Regions from separate parts of the Homo sapiens genome. Here region 1 is linked to region 2. Evidence: chromatin contacts called from ENCODE Hi-C or POLR2A ChIA-PET data. All regions are on one chromosome and are shown on one strand. Each heading gives the region's core, a stretch centred on a gene start or an enhancer-like site at or near the end of the contact. The rest is flanking DNA. Distances are from core to core; before and after follow the strand shown.

Region 1 (5,720 bases), core at 1,060-3,559, 110 kb after region 2:
CCCCTGCATTTTCTCCTTGGAACATTTCAGGGGATTGTTTAGAATCAGCCCCACACCAAAGTGGACACTTGTCAGTTATACACCCGAAAGGTGTGTGAACAACCAGCCTCATCAGCTAAAAAGGAGGTTGACTTCTTGCATTTAAAATAAATATTGACTGGAAAAGAAGGGGGTAGGGGGAGAAAAAAATTAAAAAAAAAATGGCTGACTCAGGCCAACCACAATGCCTATGGTGTAAAATAACATCATTAAGAGAGTTTTGCCAGGGTTGGAATTATGCAAGATACTCTTTCAGCAAAACCTAAGATGCTTGGAAAAATTGTTCTAGAAACTTCTGCGTTATAAGATTAAGAAGTATTGGAAGGTCACTTGAGGAGCTACACATACTTTAGAGTACTTAAAATAGAGACTGTCAGTACTACAAATAAATTAATGTTACATTTTTAAAGACTTTAGTGATCTGATAACCCCCAGTCTTTTGAGCATGGCAGATGTGAGTTCATACCCCAGCCCTTCCTTAATTTTTTTGAGCTTCAGTTTATTGCACCTGCAAAATGGGATTCATTATGCCTCCTGGAGTGGTTAAGAGGATTTAACGAGATAATTTGGTGCACAGAGATCAGTGACTTGGTCCAAAATAATGTAAATTGAAAGTGACTAGGATGTGTTTGAAACTGGCCCCTAGCCCTGTACCTTTCTGTTTTACCTCTAACCCTCTTCTTGACAGGGATGTGAAGGGATGAAGAACTCAGTTATCATTATGTGTGTTGTGCTTGTGGCTTAGGAAATTGCATGGACGTATGATTTTAGAAAGGACATTGGAAGGTGTCCCTGCTGCCACCCTGTTCCATGAGGGAGATTTTCTGGGGGAATCTGAATATTCTTTAGTGACAGAAAAGCATGGCGAACCCCTATTCTTACACAACTTGAGCATGAGTGAAAAGAGAAATCTTACATCTGATTGGCACTCGCTAATTATCAACATGCTTTCCTCCACATTGTCTCCTGATGGAAACTTGGCAATCATGCCTCACCTTCATCTCCCTGAATCCAACCAGTCCAAAGTCCGTTCAGTTCAGCCTTAGCAACCTTCCTTTCCCCTGAACCCAACCAGTCCATAGTCCGTTCAGTTCAGCCTTAGTGACCTTCCTTTCCAAATCCGTCTTCCTGAAGCAAATCTCTGACTGTGTGGCTTACTCTGATTGCAGGGCTCCTAAAGGCCATCTCTCCCTATGGGGACCTCAGCTTATGTTCTCATCCTTACCTCCTACTCCTGCCGCTCTCTCATGCATTCCTGCAGCCAAACATAAGTACCCAGTTGTCCTTGAACACTGTTGCAGCCCTCTTTTGCGTGTGTATAAACTCTTCCTACTGGTTCTATTGTCACCCCCTTTCCAACTAGCTGGAAGCAGTACATCCCCAGTGGTTAGGAACACAAGCTCTGTATTGAAATCTAGGCACAACCTTACAAGATGCATGTTCTTCAGCAAGTTATTGAACCTCTCTCCGCCTTGTAAATAAAATATGCTAATGATACCTAAGTCATGGGGCTGTGGGAAGGGTTGAGTGACATTGTACAAGTCACCTGCTCAGCATAGGCTCTGGCTTGCAGGAGACATTCTAAAAGTGTTAGCTGCTATTGCTATTGCTATTGCTGATTTCTTCTTATTTTTACTGCTGCCTGTTGAATCAAACTCTTCATTAAATATCACCTTCTTCAAGGAGGCCTCCTGATAACCCTCTTCCCCAGAGAAGTAATCTCTCCTTCTTTAATTCCCCCATGGCCCTTCGTAGATGTCTCATGAACTCACTGCTCAATGTACCTATTTGTGTCTTTGTCTTCTTCTTCCATTTAGAATATAAATTAATTGATCATGGGATCTTATTTTGATAATCTTTGTACCCTCAAGAGCACTTATCACAGAGAAAGTAATAACCCATTTCACATTTGATGGTTGAAGCACAAAGAAAGGGAAGTAATTTGCCCAAGGTCATGTAGCTAGTGCAGGGCAAAACCAGGCTAAAGACCCCCTCTAGGTCTTACCATATTCAAAGATCTTGATCTTAAGCAATGAATGGGGACCATTAGATTTTATGCCCAAGTAGCAGATGGCAAAACTGACAAGCTGAATGTTCATACTGGGTTGACTGGCTCTGTGGGTTATTCATAGAAAGGGGAGGTCTATAGATGAAAGCAATTTTAAACCTCAACTTGTGTCAAACTCAAGTAAAAATCAGTTAGATTTCAACAAAACACTGATCAAGGTGCCAAAAATGGTTTAATTTTTTAAAAGCACATGCAACTTCTTTTAATTCGCTTGACTGGTCAAGCCAGTAAAAACAGCAAAAGCAGTTTCTTCAATGAAAAACACCCACACCCTTACTGTGGTTTGTTGAGCCAAGTTGGCCAGCCACACAGACGGTTAAAATTGTCAGCCAGGTGTGGATAGCGTCTCAGAAGGAAATGCTAAAAGAAGCCACTAGCAAAATGCTTTAATGTTTAAGAATATTTAGAGTGTACAGTGAGGTATCTGACCAGAAAAAACGATTGCTAAGCAAGCCCAACGGAGGGGGAAGAACATTTGCCTTGGAGCCTGAAGATCTTCTAAGAGAGTCATGATGGAGCCCCTCCTTTTCTCTATAATTCTAGGCTGTCTCCATCTAGTAAAGTGGCCAGGGTGCCTTTTACTGACTCATTGGTGAAGGGAGGTTTCAAGGCTCCTAAAACGAATGACTGAGGGTTATTTATATAATTTGGAAAGACACAGATCTAGGACTTCAACCCTCCATTAAAATGGTAAAGGGAATGGTTTTTCTGGGCCCAGGGAACAGAAGAACCCAGAACATGCACAGATTCAGATCTTCTAGGTGCAACACTAAACCTTGGGAAGCAACTTTTTCAGTGAATTAAAACTCACATACACAAACACACACACCCCAACTATAATTTGGGCATTCAGGGCACTTTTGCCATGAAACAAATTGAATGTAGCCATTGAAGAAAGACCTGTTGAATCTTCAGTAGGAACTTGCATTGGCAAGGAATGCAGCACGCAGAGCCCAGTGAGATGTAGTTCATTCTGGGGCAATGAACTTTTTATAGTAGTAGGGCATTTTCTAGCCTCGGGAAGGCACATCAAACTTTTGGATCCACTAGGTAAAAAAGACCAAGGATGACTTGATCTTAGAAGCCCAGATCAGGGGAAAATGATGGTCAGGAAATAAAGAGGCCAGGTTCCTCCTAGTCCAGCCATGTAGTTCCATGCATATTGAACTAAGGCAAGGGGGAAATCTTACTAGGGGGAATGTTATTCATACCTAAGTTTATAAAGCTAGACATCCGGTTACTGGCGACTTTTCAAAATCTCAATTAAATCCAAAAATACAGATGATAGATAGATGGCTAGATGGTAGCTAGGTAGGTAGGTAGGTAGGTAGGTAGGTAGATAGATAGATAGATAGATAGATAGATAGATAGATAGATGATATAAGCTAAGGGTAGAATACAGACCTGTTTCGAAATGAGGACAAGCCTGAAAGAAGAAAGCCATTAGAAAAGCTACAAAATTGATGTCACTTCTAAGCCTGTCTTTAATGAAAGAAATGAAGAAAATGAATTTAGTCAATTAGGAAGTAATGAAGACCTTGCAAAAATAACTATTGACAAAAGGCTGGTAAGGGAATTCTTCAGTAATTTGAGCATAACACATACTATATGAATCAGCAGGTCAGGACAATATGCCTCCTAGGAGATTAAAGGTGTTGATACATGCCTGTGTGATTTTGGGTAGTTACTTCTTAATTTAGCAAGCAAAATTGTGATCTAAGATGAACCCAGAAGCCAAAAGAATGGAATTCTAAACTGCAAAACTAGGGAGAAGTCATATAATGGCGATTATTCAGTCCAGGCATGGCTGGTTCCTATCAAGGGGACTGGGCATGAAGGAGGGATGTCCTAAACCAAAAATACACAAAAAAGATTGCAAAGGGCGGGCCACAGTCTATTAAGGTAAGTTTGTGGTATATTCACCTGTTTTTATAATCAGAATATTAGAAAATAGCATAAATCATTCCAGATAAATAGTTCCTTATTTAGATTATCAGAGGGGAAGGCAGTGTGCCACCTTCTTATCAGAGTGAAGGACAAGGACACCATTTCTTTTTTCTTGCATATCCAGCAGGAAAAAAGATACAGAGCTGAACTTCTGTGGGACTGGATTTCATAAATGCTCACTTTCAAAGCTAAGTGTGTGTGCATGCATGTGTGTGCATGAACACACATGTACATTTGGTATGGACTTTGAAAGAGCCTGGATGGTCACCTCCTGACAGATGCAGAATATGGGTAATGAATGCAGGCTTGGCGAGATATTACAGGTGTTGGTCCAGGACTTCGTTTGATTTTGAGCCTATGAGAACTCAGAAAAGATATTAACCAGACCATTAAGAAATGATACTGTGGAATGTTAGAACTGAAGAAGTCTTAGGAATCACCCAGTTCTGTCTTCCTAACCGCTTGCTAGGCCCAGAGACATTAAATCCTTCTTTAAAGCCAAATAGTGTGTCAGTATCACAACCTGAACTAAAACTCTACTGGGATATGGGGTAGGGCGTGGTGGCTAATGCCTGTAATCCCAGCACTTTGGGAGGCCGAGGTGGGTGGATCACTTGAGGCCAGGAATTTGAGACCAGCCTGGCCAACACGATGAAACCCCATCTCTTAAAAAAAAAAAAATTAGCCAGGCTTGATGGTGTGCACCTATAATCCCAGCTACTCTGGAGGCTGAGTCAGGAGAATTGCTTGTGCCTAGGAGGTAGAGGTTACACTGAGATGAGATTGCACTACTGCACTCCAGCCTGGATGACAGACCAAGACCCTGTCTCAAAACAAAAAAACAAAAACCTCTATTGGGGTAGGATAGTCTTCCTGTTATACCATTCCACTCCTTGATGATGCCAGTCCACAGCACCTGGTGTTAACTACCAGACTAAATAAATAACTCCGGAGTTAAAAATAATAATAAGAGATTCCATAGGAGGATAAAAAGTGAAAAATTAGCTATCTATAGAAAAATAAATCAAATTGGATAGTCTTTATGATGAACAAATGCCCCTACAAATAAGCATGCGGGATGAATCTAGAGATAGTTTCATTCTTTTTTGAATCATTTGACAAAGAGAAAGGAGTCACTGGAACTGGGTGTAAAGGGTATCACTAAAGAGGAAGAGCAGGTTTGTCAGACCATATTGGTTTCCCACACTTATATTTTGGAAACATTCTGGGTTAAGGAAAAAAAATCCTAGACATTGGAGTGATTCCAGAGAAAACTGGCACATAATTAAGGGAATGGAGTAGAAAAACTGATTTACAGAGGGAATTAAAGCAACACATTTTTATGGCTTTGTCACAGATAAGGGCATGTCTTTGACATATATCAAGGACTTTAATTGGAATAATGAGTTAATCCAGGGAGACATGATTTAGGCATGATACCAGAGGACAGAGTAACACAATGAGATTGGGGAATTACCTGAGGAAATGATGAAATTGTCATCTTCCCCACGAAAGTGAGACAAAAACAGAACAATTAGGAAGATAGTGCTTAACAGTAATTTTATATAAAAAGATTTAATTTCTCACTTTTGACAAAACTGTGAGCCAGTGGAATTACACTTTCCATGTTTCCTTAATTTTTAGAGAAACTTTAACTTAAGATGCA
Region 2 (5,276 bases), core at 507-3,006:
ATGCTCAGCTGCCTGACATGAAAGGCCCTTCTTGATCACACTGCTACCTGATTCGGGAAAGTCACAGCCCTTGATCATAGATAGGACTAGGATAATCTGTCATTTCACCTGAATTTAATTCCTAGCTCGTCAGTCCAAACATTTCTCAGATGTTCAGATCCTGATTGTCTAAATGGTCATTTATTTGGGTCCTTTACTTCTCTTTACTGTTTCATTTGCCTTCATAGGCTGTTTTATTACATGTTCACCCTTCAATTAGGAAGCAAATAAAAATAATGATAAAGCATTCACATATAGGTGTGAACATATATTTGTACTTCCTTTCTGAAAAGCAGGTTAGCAAAGGAGATCAAAAGCTTCAAACAAACAAACAAACAAAAAATTTAATCTAGGTATTTCACTTCTAAGAATTTATCCTATGGAGTCAAGTGTGAATGTGCACAAAGATTTAGCTACGAGTTATCTTTATATTAGAGTGCTTAAGACAGGGAGAGAATAACGTAGGTTAACATATACCTCTTTTTGCAGTTTAATTTTTTAAACTTTTAATTTGTTATGGTTACATAATAATTGTATATCTTTATGGGGCACATGTAATGTTTTGATACAGGCATAGGATGTGTAATGATCAAATCAAAGTAACTGGGGTATTTATCATCTCAAGCATTTATCATTTCTTTGTGTTCAGAACATTCCAATTCCACTCTCTTAGTTATTTAAAACTATACGAGAAATTATTGTGAACTATAGTTACCCTATTGTGCTACTGACTACTAGAATGCTAGATCTTATTCATTCTTTCTAACTGTATTTCTGTACCCATTATGGCTACTTCTTAGTTGCTGAGGTAGAAGCTTTCTTGACCACACAATTTTGGGTGGCTGCTCAGCCCACAGCGATTTCCCAGCTGGTTATGTTTATGCTAGCTCTCTTTCTTCTTCCTGGTAATGTTCTCTGCTTCCATTGGCCATGGGGGTGACCATGTGACCCAGACCTGGCCAATCACAGTATCTCTCTCTCTGGCCACAGAAATTGGTCCACTTTGGCCACCCACCCAAATCCCTCACTCAGATTTCCTCTCTGAAGTTTTCAGAAAATGAAGGTGGGATGGATGCATTCTCTTAATAGTTTTATTTATAGAATTGTAAAGATGTGAGCTATCAGCTGTCCATTTGTTTTCAACCTAGTGGGGAAGGCATATAGTGACCAACGAAGCAACACCTTGAGTGGAGTATTTGCAAATGAAATATGTCTGACATATTATCTCAGCCAGTGGCATTTATAAGGTCTGTGATTTAAATGAGCCACGCTGTTCCTTAATTCCTCTTGAAGTGGGAAATTGGAAATGATGGCATTCTCATCTTTCTTGAGAAGGTCCTCAGTTTATCCATATTGTAAAATGAACTCAACAATACCAATCTGTTTCCACCAAGGGGTGAAGCAAGGTTGTGTGAAATGAGAGTTCATCACATACTTTGAGATCCTGGACTGAAAAAAACATCTGAAGCTCTAAAGTGCAATTAGCACTTCCCTCTTTCTTTTCTTTTTTTCTTTTTGGCATAAAGTTTGAAAAAGTTACTTTAAAACGTTCTGTTAAATTGATTTTCAGGATCGTGAATGCTGAAAGATTGACAGCTCTGGGAAGAGCGCCATCTCTCAAGTGTGCATTTTACAAGGAGCAGTGAGTTGAGATTTCCCCGCTATGAGGCCTCTGCTGAGGTGACGTGCCCAGCACTCAGCGCAGGAGGGAAGCGTTTCTGTGACTTCTGTAGCTTTTGCTCTATTCACCATTGATTCCAAGTTACTGTGACTTCACAGACATCTTCATGAATGTGAACTGAGTCACCTCCAACTTGTGCCGTCTGGGTCACTGAATGTGGTAACAAGGGAGAACTGGGAAGCAGGTCCAACTTACCTTCAACCTCAGCTGTCTGACTCAGGCAGAGATTGACTGCAAACACCAGAAACATAAACATAGCCCAGCTGGCAAAAGTAAAGGAGAAAGTGGAGTTTTATTGCAATTGGCCATCGTATGTTTACACAGGAAGCAAAGTACAGCTGAAGCCCTAAGAGAAATCTAGGAAATGAAGGGCCTCTCTTTGTTTTTCAAACGTCCCCAGGTCTCTCTCATTATTGCTTTTCTCGGCTCCAACTCTCCTTTGCTTGTACACAGTCTGAATGGTCGCCTCAGCCTCACTCAGCTTCTACTTTCTCAGCCTCTACAAATCCCCTCAGACATCTAACTGATGAGGCTCTGTGTGTTTCTTGGTTTACATGAAAAAAATTCAGAGAGAGAGAGAGAGAGAAAGAGAGAGTGTGTAAGTACAGCTGATGGCTTGGTGAACCTATAGAATGGACTTCCTGGTCATTCCTAGTGTAATCCAGAGATGATCACAGCTATGTGGGTAGGAGCAGGGTAGAAGGAGATGGCGGCAGATAGGCAGGACTTGGCATTACTAGTCCATTCTTCAGTTGATGGATGGCTTTGTAATATAGCAACTGATTAGACTGAACTGCATGTCCCAGGATTCCAGAATCCCTTTCCTGATGTGTTCCCATTAGGGTAGGCTGCAGAAAGTTTCTTTTCATAAGATCTGGAGACTGGAGCTGAAGCAGTAGCCATTTTGTAGCTTCCACACACTGTCAGTTGTCTGTAGGCTCACCTCTTTGGCATGAGGCAGCAGCTAGGCAGGTCTGCATAGCTTCTCCAACTTTTGGGCTATGTGTGTGCCTATCTCCAAGATGAAGGGCTCTGGCCTCTGTAGGAAAAGCAGACCATCAAGGTCAGAGGCAGTGAGCACTGACATAGGTTCCAGTGCATCCTTGTGAGCATCAGCTTATGCAGTGGCTTTCAGCTTCTTGCTCTCCTTTACTTTACATCCATCTTCCCTTTCCCCGGCCTGCCTTGCAGGCCCTAAGCTCCAGTATAAGATGGGAAGACAACAGCCTTGAGAAACTGCTTAACCAGTGCCACAATTAAGTAAAGTCAAATCCCTGTAAGAAATCCTTTCATATGCTTGTATACATATCCCTTCTAGTAGTTCTGCCTCTCTGATTGAGTCCTGACAGATACAGTAGATCCTCAGCTCCTCACCTTGCTGACAGAGTGATTCCTTACTTGCTAGCAAGATGGTAAGTGATTCTGTCTTCTTTTTGGTATCCAGATCCTCTGCTCAAACCTGTATTCTTTGGGTGGAAATTTCTTGTATTTTTGGTCTTCTTTGGATTACCCTCTACCTATAGGTACAGTAAATTAATTCACGCGAAGGTGTTAGCAGCTAGAAGACCATTGAGTGATTAGGGACAACCCCCCAAATGTCCTCCTAGCCTGCCTTTATCTCCTACTGCTCCTCTCTTTGCTCATGACAGTGCAGCTATGATTATCTTCTTCCAGAGTCTTGAATATGCCAATATGATTTCATATTTGCCACTTCTTCATGTACTGTTCCCTCTACCTGGAATGTTCCTCCTCTGCCTCATCACATGTCTTCTGTCTTCACTTTATCTTTAAGTCTTATTCAAAATGTACCTTTCTTGAAGGGGCCTTCCCAAATAACCACATATTACATTGAACCTGTGGAAGCATGAAAGTTATTTGGAACATTGTCTTAAAAAGGAGCTAGAGGCTGTATTTGGGTTTGAAAGGAGAGTGTGCGGTGATTGATTAGCAATGTCTGCCATGGGTGTAGGATATAGAGCTGTGGGATTGTTTCTGTGTATTTTTTCTCTTCGGCTTAAAGGATCTTGCATTAACTAAAACCCCAAATTCTAGTGTTGCTGCTGACTTGCTATATGATCTTCACTTATTCATGTGACCAGTGCCTAACCTACCTCACCAACAAGTCCCCACAGTTAGGTCATAGATCATCAGCACATGCAGGTAGTGGTGGGTGGGTGGGTGGGAGTGGAGGAGGGTGTCCAAAAGATAAATGTGAATATTCAATGACATTTGAAGTTCTTAAGGAAGCAAGACAGTTTTAGTGCCTTATGTTTAGAAATTAAAAAGAAAACAAAAGAAAAATCCACATGGAAATGACTCCTGGTTGCCCATTTTCTGAGGGAACTAAAAGGAAGGAGGAAAGAAAGGGGATATCTCACAGTGCTGGTTGTGCAGTTACTAACCAGCACTGTGAACTTTCAGCAAGTCCATCAACCTCTCAGGACATTGGTTTTCTGATCCGTAGCAGACATATTGCACTTACTCTAAGAGTCAGTCAAACTTTCTATAATAAAAATGTTGGCAAGATGGAGAGATTCTGAAAGTGGTGAAATTAAAGGATAGGAAAGAGATTCTCTGGGGAAAATAGTGGACTTACTGGCTGCTGATGCAGGACTGCAGCATTGCTTTAGGGAAGGGGGGAGTCTTCAAATATCTTTCCCCTGATGTCTCTCACCAGTTTTGATCTGTGACTTCAAATTAGTGTGTGAATGACAAGACACTACAAAGAAACATTAGGTGTTTCTGCAGGCATCCTTTGTGTGTCCAGGGGAGGAGAGAGGGCAGAGCTGGGGATCGGCGTTAGTCCAGAGAGATACCACTGCCTGCCAACTGCCCCTTGGGGAGCTCAGCAGTAAGCTGGGGAGTTACATGACTCCAGGCCAGTCTGATCAATAAAGGGCATCCTTACTATAGCAACACAGCACAGTGGCGGGGCTGCCGTTGATCACGTGCCCCCTTCCCCCGACGCTGTGGAGTTTGGAGCAGGCAATTAGAACTTGGAGGCAGCTTCCCTCAAAGGTTGAAGAGCTGACAGATGAGCAAAGAGCTTTCCTGCTCCTCCATCCCAGTGTAGCCATGGAAAGCTTTTAGCTTACTCACCTTTGGTATTAGCCATTGTTGGGTTATATTAGAAAAATCACCGAAGTGGCTTGGGAATGAGGCTTAGCATGGAGAAGTCACCAAAAGAAGAGAATTCTTTTAAATAATAGCAATAACAATAATCATAGTTAACTTTTATTGTCTGCGTGACTATTTGATTAATGTCTCCCCCTCTAGCCTGGAGTTTCCAGTAGTGAAGAGAAGACAAGTATTTTCACACTCTTTTATATCCACTGTCTTGTGGCCATTCCATATTTACTGAATGAAAGAGTCAACTGTTAATTGTGAGTTAGGCACCATTGGCATAGATCCTCTTGTTCAGTCCTGACAATAATCCTCTAAGGCAAAGACTGTTATTACCCCCATTTGATTGACAGAGAAAAAAGAGGCAGCAAGGGTTTTATAGTTATTAAAGCAGGGTTTCTTAACTCTGGCAACACTGTCATTTTCGGTCAGA

The links. Hi-C counts contacts between places; a loop is a spot of excess contacts on that map. ChIA-PET counts read pairs that join two places held with the same protein, here RNA polymerase II (POLR2A). Pooled maps may share reads with other maps.
Region 1: a map of Ramos shows a loop between it and region 2 (2.2-fold over the local background). The contact joins two enhancer-like sites. A Hi-C loop is called at or near these places in 2 of 168 maps with a recorded cell type or tissue (OCI-LY7 and Ramos) and 2 of 50 pooled maps. POLR2A ChIA-PET finds 5 or more read pairs at or near these places in 3 of 52 experiments (H1, RWPE1 and WTC11).

What each region holds. Positions count from the first base shown.
Region 1 is chr5:158,396,387-158,402,106 of GRCh38, forward strand. The region is part of intron 1 of LINC02227 (long intergenic non-protein coding RNA 2227); the gene reads right to left. Among named protein-coding and RNA genes, the nearest start is that of LINC02227, 11 kb to the right of the region's middle. Within about 2 kb of position 2,310, at least 3 of the 41 ENCODE cell types and tissues checked have a DNase peak (open chromatin) inside an H3K27ac peak, as active enhancers do.
Region 2 is chr5:158,286,080-158,291,355 of GRCh38, forward strand. No RefSeq gene overlaps it. Among named protein-coding and RNA genes, the nearest start is that of LINC02227, 120 kb to the right of the region's middle. Within about 2 kb of position 1,757, at least 2 of the 41 ENCODE cell types and tissues checked have a DNase peak (open chromatin) inside an H3K27ac peak, as active enhancers do.